2 separate regions of the Mus musculus genome follow, and region 1 is linked to region 2. The links are chromatin loops, found by intact Hi-C in ENCODE. Cell type or tissue: heart. All regions are shown on one strand. Links, peaks and the distances in the headings refer to the core of each region. The heading gives the core; the rest is flanking DNA.

Region 1 (5,374 bases), core at 108-5,107, 96 kb after region 2:
CAGGGGGCGCCCCAGCCCAGCCATCTGATAGAAACTGAGCCTAGTGTCCATAGAAAAACTGGAGATGTGTTTTATGTGACAGCGAAGGTGGGATTTAAAATAACAGCTCCAGGTTGGACACAGCCCCTGGGAGTGTTGTTTCCTTTGATCTATGTAGTAAGTTGTCCCATACCACAGAAGTGAGCACCCAGAGAGGGACACAGTCTGTTTTCAATGAAGGGGGATGAGGGCTGGGGAGATGACTGCAGCACTGTTGAAGTGCTTGCTGTGTGATCCCGAGGACCTCAGTGTGGATTCCCCAGCACCCACATAAGAGGCCAGGCACAGCCTGGGATCTCAGCACTGGGGAGCAGGACATATGAGGATCCCTGCAGCTTGCTAGCCAGCCAGTCTTGCTGAGTTGATGAGCTCCGTGGTTAGTGAGGCCCTGTATCAAAAAATAAGAGAAAGTTATACAGGAAGACACTGACATCAACATCTGGCCTCCATGAAGGCACATGCTCACACACGTGTAGGAAATGCACGCTTGAGCACGCGAGCACGCACACCCACACCCACACAAATAAATAAACAAACGAGCACTGTGTGTTGTAGGTGTATGTGGTTTTGTGTGCACGCTCATGAAATGAAGGTACAAACTACTTCTTAGTCCTGAACTGGGCATGGAGTGTAGCCTTGTGCATGTCGGGTAAGCACTGTACCACAGAGCTCCAGCCCCAGCTCATATGTTGTTATTTTCAAACCATTTTCTTCTTCCTTTCCTCTCTCCCTTCCACCCAGAAATGGAGAAGGAAAGGATCTTTCATCCAGCATTCAGTCAGCGGCCTCTGCCTGGAGACAAAGCCTGCCCAGCTGGTGACCAGCAAATGTCAGACAGATGCCCAGGCCCAGCAATGGCAGCTGCTGCCACACACATGATGGTAGCCCCCAGCCTCCTGTACCTTCTGCATGAGACTTGGGGACTGGAAGGGGTTAGGGTGGGGGAGTGTCAAGCGGGCTGTTTCCCATCTCCTCACATTTCGACCGGATCATCAGTACACACCCCTACCACGCATTTCTCCAAAGCTAGTTCAGGCAGGGTGCAGGGGCATGCTTCATGCCCTCTGTGCCACCCAAGTCTTGCCCTGGGAGAGGAGATGGTTAGTATGCAGCTGTCCTGGGCAGAGACTTGGCAGCTGCTCCTGGCCCTTTGTCTTCTCCCTTGGCCCTTTTTGGGCTCCAGACAGTGATGTGTGGGCCTTCCCCTTGTTGCCTAAGAGGGACGAGGACCAAAACCTACCAAAGGGGCCAGTTGGGTCACGGGGCTAGCCTAAAGTCAACACAAGAGGACAGGTGGCATCGTGTGTGAAGAGGCTGAAAGCAAGGCAGCTAGAGAAGAGGAAGGGTTGAGAAGCTCCGGCCACTGGGTGAGCGAGGGAGGGATGCAGCCTGGGAGCAGAGGATGGAGATTCACAGAAGAACGTGGATAGAGAAGCAGCCAACTGTGAAGTGCCAGAAAACCAAGGTCTCTTTTCAGGACATCATCACCCTGTTGCTGCTTTGCCAGCCCCAGGTCCCAAGCCCAACATATGTCTGCAGCCCCTAGGTGACCACAGTCTTAGCAAGAAACTGGAGAGGGATCTGGGGTATAATTTATTAAGTAGAATAATTTCCACTTCCGCTTAGCCATATGTCACGCCAAGACCTCACACTTGGGCGTGTCCCCACTAACTGGTCATACACCCTGAAATACCCTTATCTTTGCTAACTGTTTTGGACTCCTACTTTTTCAGGTTCTTTGCCTCTGTAAACATTGCATTGTGGGGCAAGGTGGCTAGTCAGAATTGGACCCCTTTCCTGGAGTATAACCATTCCTAGTCAGTAGAGACTGAGTCACCCAGGTCAAAACACCGCGCTAAATCCCTTCACCAAAGGCCAGTGGTTGTAGTGGGTTTCGAAGCTGGCTAGTGGCTCCTGTCTGTGTACAGAATAACCTGCTCTCTCCTCTCCCGATACTGAGAACACGGAGACTATAGGTTGGTATCATCCTGGAATCCCGTCCTTTTCCTCACCATTGGCTTACACAATGGCTCTTGGGTAAAAGAGCCCAAAATTCTTGGGGTCTCTATCCCAAAGCAAGTCTGCCTAAGAAGGCCAGTCCTATCCCAGGAGCACCCAGTCTTTCATAAACCAGGCAGCCAGATATTCACAGGGAATCAACACACTTGAGAAGGTTGAGAAATCTCTAGTAAATTGCATGTGTATGTACATGTGCAATTACATAGGTGGGGGTTGAGCCTGGATTTTCCCTGCTTCGTGGTTTTTCAAAGCCTCTGATCCTTTGCGCTGGATTAGCACTACCAGCTAGCTATCTGGGGCTCTGCCCCGAATCTCCCTCTCTGCTGGGCCCAGCCTGTACATCACCAGGTGTTAGAAACCAAGTCCTGGGTTTGTAGTGCCCACTCTGGCGGGTACTCCAGCAGTTTCCCTGCACCTCTGGCTCTCACCAGCATCCTCTCAGCTGTTCTGTGCCAAATACGTCTGCACCCCTGGGTTCAGCCCAGGGGCCCCTCACCTCGGTGACTAAGCTTCGCCCACCTTGTTACGATGTCTTATATATATACACACTGCTATTTACAGACCTGGCCTTGGATCCTGTGACCCTCTGGGAAGAGTCCTGCCAAAGTCCAGGACAGCATTGGGGCTAAGGCAGAGGCTTTTCTCTAGAGGCTTGGGCCCTGTCCCAACGTGGACTTTGGGGCTAGGAACCTGGGCTTCTCTCTGTGAATGTAAGGACAGCTACTCAGAGAGCCTTGATGGGGGCCTCTCCCCATTTCCTGTGGTCAGACCCGGCTCAGCACTTGGCAGCTGTCCCGTGCGGGGACTCAGTCCAACTCTGTGTTTGCTTTTCTTCTTGGCCAAAGCATGTGCCACTAAGCTGTCCTGGAGGACATTGTCTTTATGAAACACACCTGGAATAAAACCACTTCTTACATGTCCACATAGGCTGATGCCTTTATTTCAGACTTTGCAAGCATTCAACTAGCTTCTACTGCCTGGGAGTCAGGTCTGTATCCTGTACAAGTGAATGAAACAGAGCATGCTCAAAATGAATCCTCTCCTGGATCTTGGGGGAACGGGGGGGCGGGGGAGTTCTGTAGGGAGCCAGGAGGTGGCCTTGCTACTAGGGTATGCTGGACCTTAGGAAGCAGAATATCAGACTGAGCCCAAGTTCCTTGCTTAATCACACAGGCCCTGTTGCTGCTTAGAAACAGAAATTCAAGGGCTCCTCAGAATAGATATGGCTATCCCACCATGCTTGCCTTTAAACAGTTCTTTTTTTTTCTTCCCTAGGAGCCATTCTAGCCCCCTCAGACCTGCCTTTCCCCTTGCTCTGTACACAGGAAAGCATTCAGGCATGATGGTCTTCCTGGGTAAGAACAGCAAAATCATTCTAGAAGAGTCCTGCCAGCTTAGGCTTGCTTGATCGGGCAGCAGATGCTCTACCTAACAGTTTCCATGGAAACCAATAGAACTCCACCACTTCTCTGATCAGAAGTTGAACCTACCCAGATAAAAATAAGTCCTGACTTGGTGTGCATGTAAACTGCAATGGACAGGCTAGAGTGTTGCTAGCAACACACTCCCCCATTGTACACATGCGCCTCACATAAGTCTGCAGGACATTCAAGGGCTGGGGACACAGGAGCATGCTTGCTAGAGTCAGCCTCTTGCTTGTCCAGCAGAGAGCAGTTCCTGGGTCCTGGAGTGTGGCTTCAGTTTTCTTCATTTTGTCTGACTGTTTCGCTGGCTGGTTTGTTGATGGAATGCAAATGCTCCCTGCAGACCTGCACCCTCCCCCCGCCACACACACACTCACTTAGCTGTGATTTTCACCAAGGCTCTTCCTTTTGCTCCCCATTTTTATTTGTGAGAAATTATCCAGACAGCTCCACTGCCCTTCTGGAGGCCTCAGAACTCTTCCACAGCTCTGGCAGGGGTGTGGTCCTCTCCCACCAGGGACCAGGAAAGGAAACCTGGAAAAGCTAGAGTTCACTATGTCCCTATGACCACATCTAACTCTTGTCTGGTGTTTGTCCCCTGTGCTGGTTTGAGTCATCACTCTTTCAGGAAGGAGGGGCCCAGGCAGCTTCTCTCATGGTAAGAGATCTCCCTGACAAAAACTCAGTTAAGGCCTGGTCAGCTGGGAGGGCATGGATTTTCCTGACCAGTGGCTGCTGGTGGGGAAGCCAGTAAAAAATACACACACACACACACACACACACACACACACACACACACACACACACCTGCTCTATACCAAGCCCCTTTGTTGAGTAGTGTGAGCCAATAAGATGCTCAATCCTTCTAAAATTGATGCTTCCTGACCACTCCAGGTGCCATCTTAGATGATGCCGGGCCAACTGGAGCAAGCAGGGTTGACTGGAGGGAGCAGAGGTCCTAAAAATTCAATTCCCAGCAACCACATGAAGGCTCACAACCATCTGTATAGCTACAATGTACTCATATACATAAAATAAATAAATAAATAAATAAATAAATAGTTAAAAAAAATACTGTCTTAGTTAGGGTTTTACTGCTGTGAACAGACACCATGACCATTGCAAGTCTTATAACATTTAATTGGAGCTGGCTTACAGGTTCAGAGGTTCAATCCATTATCATCAAGGTGGGAGCATGGTAGTATCCAAGGCAGGCATGGTACAGGCAGAGCTGAGAGTTCTACATCTTCATCTGAAAGCTGCTAGCAGAATACTGACTTCCAGGCAGCTAGGATGAGGGTCTTTAAGCCCATGTCCAAAGTGAAATACCTATTCCAACAAGGCCACACCTCCAAATAGTGCCACTTCCTGGGCCAAGCATATTCAAACCATGACATTCCACTCTCTGGCCCCCAGAAGCTTGTTCTAACATATGAGTCTATAGGTGCCATACCTAGCCATAGCATAATTTAAAGATTTATTTATTTATTTATTATATGTAAGTACACTGTAGCTGTCCTCAGACACTCCAGAAGAGGGAGTCAGATCTCGTTACAGATGGTTGTGAGCCACCATGTGGTTGCTGGGATTTGAACTCCTGACCTTCGGAAGAACAGTAGGGTGCTCTTACCCACTGAGCCATCTCACCAGCCCGAGCATAATTTAAAAAGTACATTTAGTCCAACTTCCAACATCACCATAGTATATAGCAGTATCAACAATGTCAAAAGTTCAAAGTTCAAGGTCTCTTCTGAGATCCATCCAATCACTTAACTGTAATCCCCGAATCAAGATAGGAAACCAGCTGGGCAAACTCCAAACTCTGCATCCCCACGTCTGATGTCAAAGCAGTCTTCAAATCTCCAACTCCTTTTTCATCTTTGTTGACTACA
Region 2 (5,374 bases), core at 235-5,234:
GAATCTTCTGCTCTATCCCACTGAAAGCCTTGGTCTAGCGCAATGTCTCTCAAACCAAGACTGCAGTGTTTGGGCCTGGAGGTCTGTAAGCCCACGCCATAGCACATATGGCTTCCTCTAAGCTCTTGGATAAAATGAGCAGGACCAGAGTTGGCTCAGAAAATGAGCAGATGATGGCTTGGGGTTAGCTTTTCTTTTTGAAATGTTGCACAAGTGCAGAGCACTTAGCTGCCGCCCCCCTCTCCAGCCATCAGTAGAGCTTGACCTTGGCCAAGATTTTGCCTCATCCTCTCGGCATTTAAGCATAGAATTGCGTTTCAGCTGTGGAATGCTTAACCAAAAGCACATGCTGTGGTGGCAGGTTCCAAAGAACAAGTTTTGCGAAAGCCCAAAGAGCATTGTTCTCTCAAAACAGCAGCTTCCTCTGGACTGCCCAGCACACCTCACACCAGCGGTGCTTTGACTCGCTTGTACACAGAACTGGGGGTTATTGTTAATACCCTATTGAAGTGCAGTGTAGGTGCCATACATACATTCGAAGAAGACATACATTTGAAGGATATAGCTTGATGAATTTTGACAGATGTGTATGCCCATATAACTGTCACGGGCTAGAATTTAGGCCAGCCTGTTGTGTGTCAGTAGTCCCAGCGTTTGGGAATCCCCCTGTCTACTAAGCAAGTCCCAAGCCAGCCAGGGCCACATACCAAGACCCTCTCTTAAAAGAATATTAAAAAAAATTAATAAAGATTGGCAACATAGCTCAGGGACAGAGAACTTGCCTAGCATGAAGCCCCGGGTTCAATCCCTAGTATGGTTTTTAAAAGGGGACAGGAAGAGGTTTTTTTTGTTTGTTTGTTTGTTTTTTTTTTGTTTTGTTTTGTTTTTCAAGAGAGGGTTTCTCTGTATAGCCCTGGCTGTCCTGGAACTCACTCTGCAGACCAGGCTGGCCTCGAACTCTGAAATCTGCCTGCCTCTGCCTCCCGAGTGCTGGGATTGCCCGGCAACAGGAAGAGTTTTAACCGTCCTTGTGTTACAAACCTCTAGGGACCAGAAGATTATGTATTCACCAAGCTGAGGTCACTAAGACTGTAAGTCTGAGTCAGAGTTGCTGAGGATTTGGTAGTGGAGTCTAAGCATTTCTCTACACTTAGGGATTATAGAACAGTTCATGAAGTTTGATTTTAGTAAGTTATTAACTACAAATAGGTGCTATGTGCACATAGAATAGAATTTTTTATGGGTGTTTTCTTACACATATGTGTGTGTGCCATGTGTATGCCTGGTACCTGCAGAGGAGAGAAGAGGGCTTCAGATGCCTGGGAACTGGAGTTACAAAGGGTTATAAGCCACCATTGAGTGCTGGAAATGGAACCAGGTCCTCTGGAAGAACAGCCAATGCTCTTAATCACTGAAACATCTCTCCAGCTCCTCCTATTCTGTATATGTTTGAAATTTTCCACTAAATTCCCTACATTCTTTAGTAGTAGTTCCCATAGCACATCCACTTATATTCCTGCTAAGTGATGCTTAGCCCCTGAAACCTAAAACCAAGATACAGGCGAGTCTCTACACAGGGTCCTCTCCTGGTCTTCAAAACTAGACATTCTGATTCAATTTACAAACATGCTAACCGGTAGTGGTGCACTCCTTTAATCCCAGCACCTGGAAGGCAGAGGTAGGCAGATCTCTGAGTTCCAGGCCAAGCCCGGTTTACAGAGTGATCACGTTCCAGAACAGCCTGGGCTACACAGAGAAGCCCTGTCTGAAAAATCATAAAAAGAAAAAAGAAAAATTACAAACACGAGCTGGGATAACTTCACTTTCCCAAGCCATCCTTCTCTTTGAACATAGGGTTGACCTCAAATTTATTTTGAAAAGCCAATTTCTCAGGCAAACTGATTTGTACAGTAAGGTCTACACACATAAATCTCATACAACCTTACTGAGCCATATTCCCAGCCTGGCCATAGAGCCCAGGAAGGGGGGGGGGTTCTCTTCCCACCTCCCCCAGGAGGGAAGGAAGCAGGTATGACTTTCTGTGGCCATTTCCACCTCCTGAACTTTGCACTTCCCCTGTGGTAGGTGGTTAGGGGTCAGCTTCAAGTTGACACTTCTGAAGACACTCACACACAGTTTAGGGAAGGGAGTGGCGCTGCTGGTGTCTTCTCAGTTCCCTGGCATCCTCTCCTCCATATGACCACCCCAATCCCTCACTCCTCTAAAACATGCCTGCTGTCAAACAGCCCTCCTGAGTGTGGCCTTACAACAGCCCTCACAGTTGAGCAGCGTCTGCCTTCTGACAAGCTTGAAGGAAGTTTTGGAGGCTCGGAGGCTGTGTTCAGTATGCTAACAGTTGAGTGTGACCTGGTGGCTTAGGGGTGGCAGCGAGATGAAAGGAGAGGTCATTGGAGATAGGGTGGGTTCTTCCCGCTCAACCTGTGGTGGCTGCTGGACTGGTTCCCTCAGCCTTTGGCTCCAGCCTTTTCTGGGCAGGGAAACAGAATAAGGCAAAGTGCCTGGTCTGTTTTAAATAGATTCTGCTTGCTGTAGCCAATAAGCACAACAGCTTGGAAGGTGAGTGACCCTTCCCAACAGATTTATGTTGCTCCAACGCTCTTGCCTCCAGCGCCACTCCAGCGCCTCCTGCCCTCCTCGTTGACCTGACTCCACGGTCTCTCCCCAGGCTTGTCTGGCTTTAGTGCTCTTTACACTTTTATTGGGTTTTGCTCTCTGCTTTGTCTCTCCCTGAAGCTGTTTTTCCTGTGTCCTCTATCTTTCCATCTCTGCTTGTGCCTTTGTGGTCTGCGTCTGCGCTGGCACATACTCATCCCCGTCTGCTGCTGCTTGTCTGATTGTCATAGCTTTTTGTCCTCCTGCCCTCATTCCCCACAGCCTCCTTGGGGGGGGAGGGAGGACAGCCTAGGCCCTCTCGGGCTTGTGTGCAGTTGGTGAGACAGCCGAGAGTCCACTCACTGCAGTGACAGGCTCTGGAACCAGCGGGTTCATCGCTACCAGGACACTCCAGATTGAATATGGATTCTGGGCCCTGTTTACAAGACATAGGAATAACTTGGGGTGTTTAAACTTTGATCTCTAGATTCCTAGTAAGAACTAATTCATAGGGGGAAGCTGATATCTTTAACTTACAGTGCAGGTGATTGGCTGTGGGGATATAGTTAAAGGGGAATTACCCACCTTGAACAGTCTCAGCTGTGGACTAATGACAGTTCCAGACTGGGAAACGGACCTCAGTGATGGCAGCTGTTTCTTGGCCATGTGCCTGTGCAATAAGCGGCACCAAAGAAATCAGAGTAGGACAAAGAAAGACAAGGACAGAAAAGTGATGGCCATTGCCATCTAAGGCTATAGTAAGGAAAGGAGACAGAAGGAGGAGGCTGGGTAAGGAAAGAAGACAGAAGGAGGAGGCTGGGTAAGGGCTCAATAATTAGGAAAACGGATGGGGCGCCAATACAGGTGGAGGGTGGGGGTGACAGGCACAGAAGTTGGTCTGAGATGCAGCAACCTGGCTCTGTCAATGGAGCCACGCACTGCAGGCTGCGGCCAGGGAAAATAGAACCTTTCTCCTTCTCCCCAGTCAACTTTAGCTCTAGTACCTCTTTTTCTTTTATACTTACATCTTCATGTCACATCATCAGAAAACAAAGCAAAAAAGAGGCAATCTGCCTTCGAGAGGAAATAGTAGGGGCCGGTGAATTTATGGTTGGTATGCTTCTCCTTTGCTGACTCTGCTTGTCCAGGAGCTGTGGAGAGGCAGCCCTTTGCTAGAGTGCCTCAGTAGAATCCCTGTGCGGCATGATAGCCCAGTAGAGTGCCTGCAGCCAAGTAGCCAGTAGCAGTGTGCATCCATCAAACGTCTCCAGGCCAACTCCAGGCTGGAGAGTGGGGATGGTCCAGCAGGGGTCCAGTCCCATCACTGGGCTCCTGTTCTCCGGGAACTGAAAGGGAAAAAAGGCACAAAAGTATATGCAGTGCAAGACTTGCTCCCATTCCCATCCCCAGGTGTCCTCCTCAGAGCCATCCCTGAACACCCCAATTTCTGAATTATTATTATTATTTTTTGTCCAGTATCTCCTTTCTAGGTCTGGTATAATCTGAAAGATGTCAAGTTCTTATTTTTCTTCTTCTTCTTTTTTTTTTCATGAGTATTTGTGTTCACATATGTGCAGGTTCACACAGATATCTCTACACATGCATGTCAAGGTGCAAGGTTGATACTGGGAATCTTCTTCAGTGTTCCACCTTGTTCTTCCAGGCAGAGTCTCTCAAACCCAGAACTCCGGGGCTTGCTCCAGGGATCCCAGTTCCTTCCAACACTAGAATTACAGGCAAGCTGCCATGCCCCATCTGGCATTTATGTGGAATCTGGAGCTCTGAAATCCAGCTCTCTTGATTACATTTAACCACTTTAACCACTGAAAATCTTAATCTTCCCATCTCAGGTTCCAGATTCTTGATCAAGTAGAATATTATAAATCATCCAGGTGTGTGTGTGTGTGTGTGTGTGTGTGTGTGTGTGTGTGTGTGTATGTGTAAGATGTTGGGGGAAATCAAAGGACAAAGAAAAGTGCATTCTAGATTAGTGCTAGTAATTCTTTCCAGGACAGGAAATCGTTTAAATACTAAGCAAGTGAAATCTTAAAATGCCAGTCCTAGAAAGGCCATTTTAAGTGCACTTGAGACAAAGAACTGCTCTTCTTTTAAAGACTTATTTCATGTAGGAATGCACTCTACAGATAGTTGTGGGTGCTGGGATTTTACTTTTTTTTGTGTGTGGGGGGGTGGTTTCAGGGCAGGGTTTCTCTGTGTAGCCCTGGCTGTCCTGGAACTTACTCCATAGACCAGGCTGGCCTGGAACTCAGAAATCCACCTGCCTCTGCCTGCCAAGTGTTGGGATTAAAGGCGTGCGCCACCACTGCCTGGCAGGGATTTTAACCTGGGTCCTTTGCAAGAACAATATTACTGCTAACTGGTGAGCCATCTTTCTAAACCTTCCCTTTTGGAGGGTGGGGGTGGGGTGGGGCTAGTTTTAGAGTCACAGCTGTCCTCCTGTCTCAGCCTCTCAAGTGCTGAGATCACCAGTGTGCATTAACACCCACCAACAAAGTCCCATTTTAAATGCAAGAGGCCCAAGTGTGTTACTTCTCCAGGATGACCAGGTTGGTGATGGCAGGTGTCCCACTTCCCAATTGCTACAGCTCCCTCCACTTTTAGGTAGTGGTCTTTGTAAAGATAAATGATTCAGAGATAGAAGGAAATACAATTAGATACAGATTTTATTTTTTTCTCTAGTGAACAATTGTGTGTTACTAATAACTAGTAATTACAGGAAAGAAATCAGTTATTTAAGAAA

What was found. Hi-C counts contacts between places; a loop is a spot of excess contacts. Peaks named below come from ENCODE experiments on the same cell type or tissue, not always from the same donor. Only the 100,000 strongest peaks of a DNase experiment are listed, where the experiment ranks them.
Region 1: a loop joins it to region 2, with 2.1 times the contacts of the local background. A loop is called at or near these places in 4 of 42 quality-filtered maps.

The regions. Positions count from the first base shown.
Region 1 is chr12:80,600,915-80,606,288 of GRCm38, forward strand. Galnt16 (polypeptide N-acetylgalactosaminyltransferase 16) reads left to right here. Exons shown (of 15, transcript NM_001081421.2): 15 at 781-2,984. The coding sequence ends at 918. Among named protein-coding and RNA genes, the nearest start is that of Gm23817, 19 kb to the right of the region's middle. In heart, for the core only: no CTCF peak of the experiment used is centred there; a DNase peak (open chromatin) is centred at 2,847.
Region 2 is chr12:80,504,671-80,510,044 of GRCm38, forward strand. It overlaps Gm26777 (a long non-coding RNA gene), which reads right to left. Exons shown (of 5, transcript XR_381753.4): 3 at 3,639-5,374; 4 at 3,199-3,283; 5 at 2,481-3,049. 2310002D06Rik (RIKEN cDNA 2310002D06 gene) reads left to right here and starts at 2,536. Exons shown (of 3, transcript NR_045490.1): 1 at 2,536-2,577. In heart, for the core only: no CTCF peak of the experiment used is centred there; DNase peaks (open chromatin) are centred at 281 and 2,501.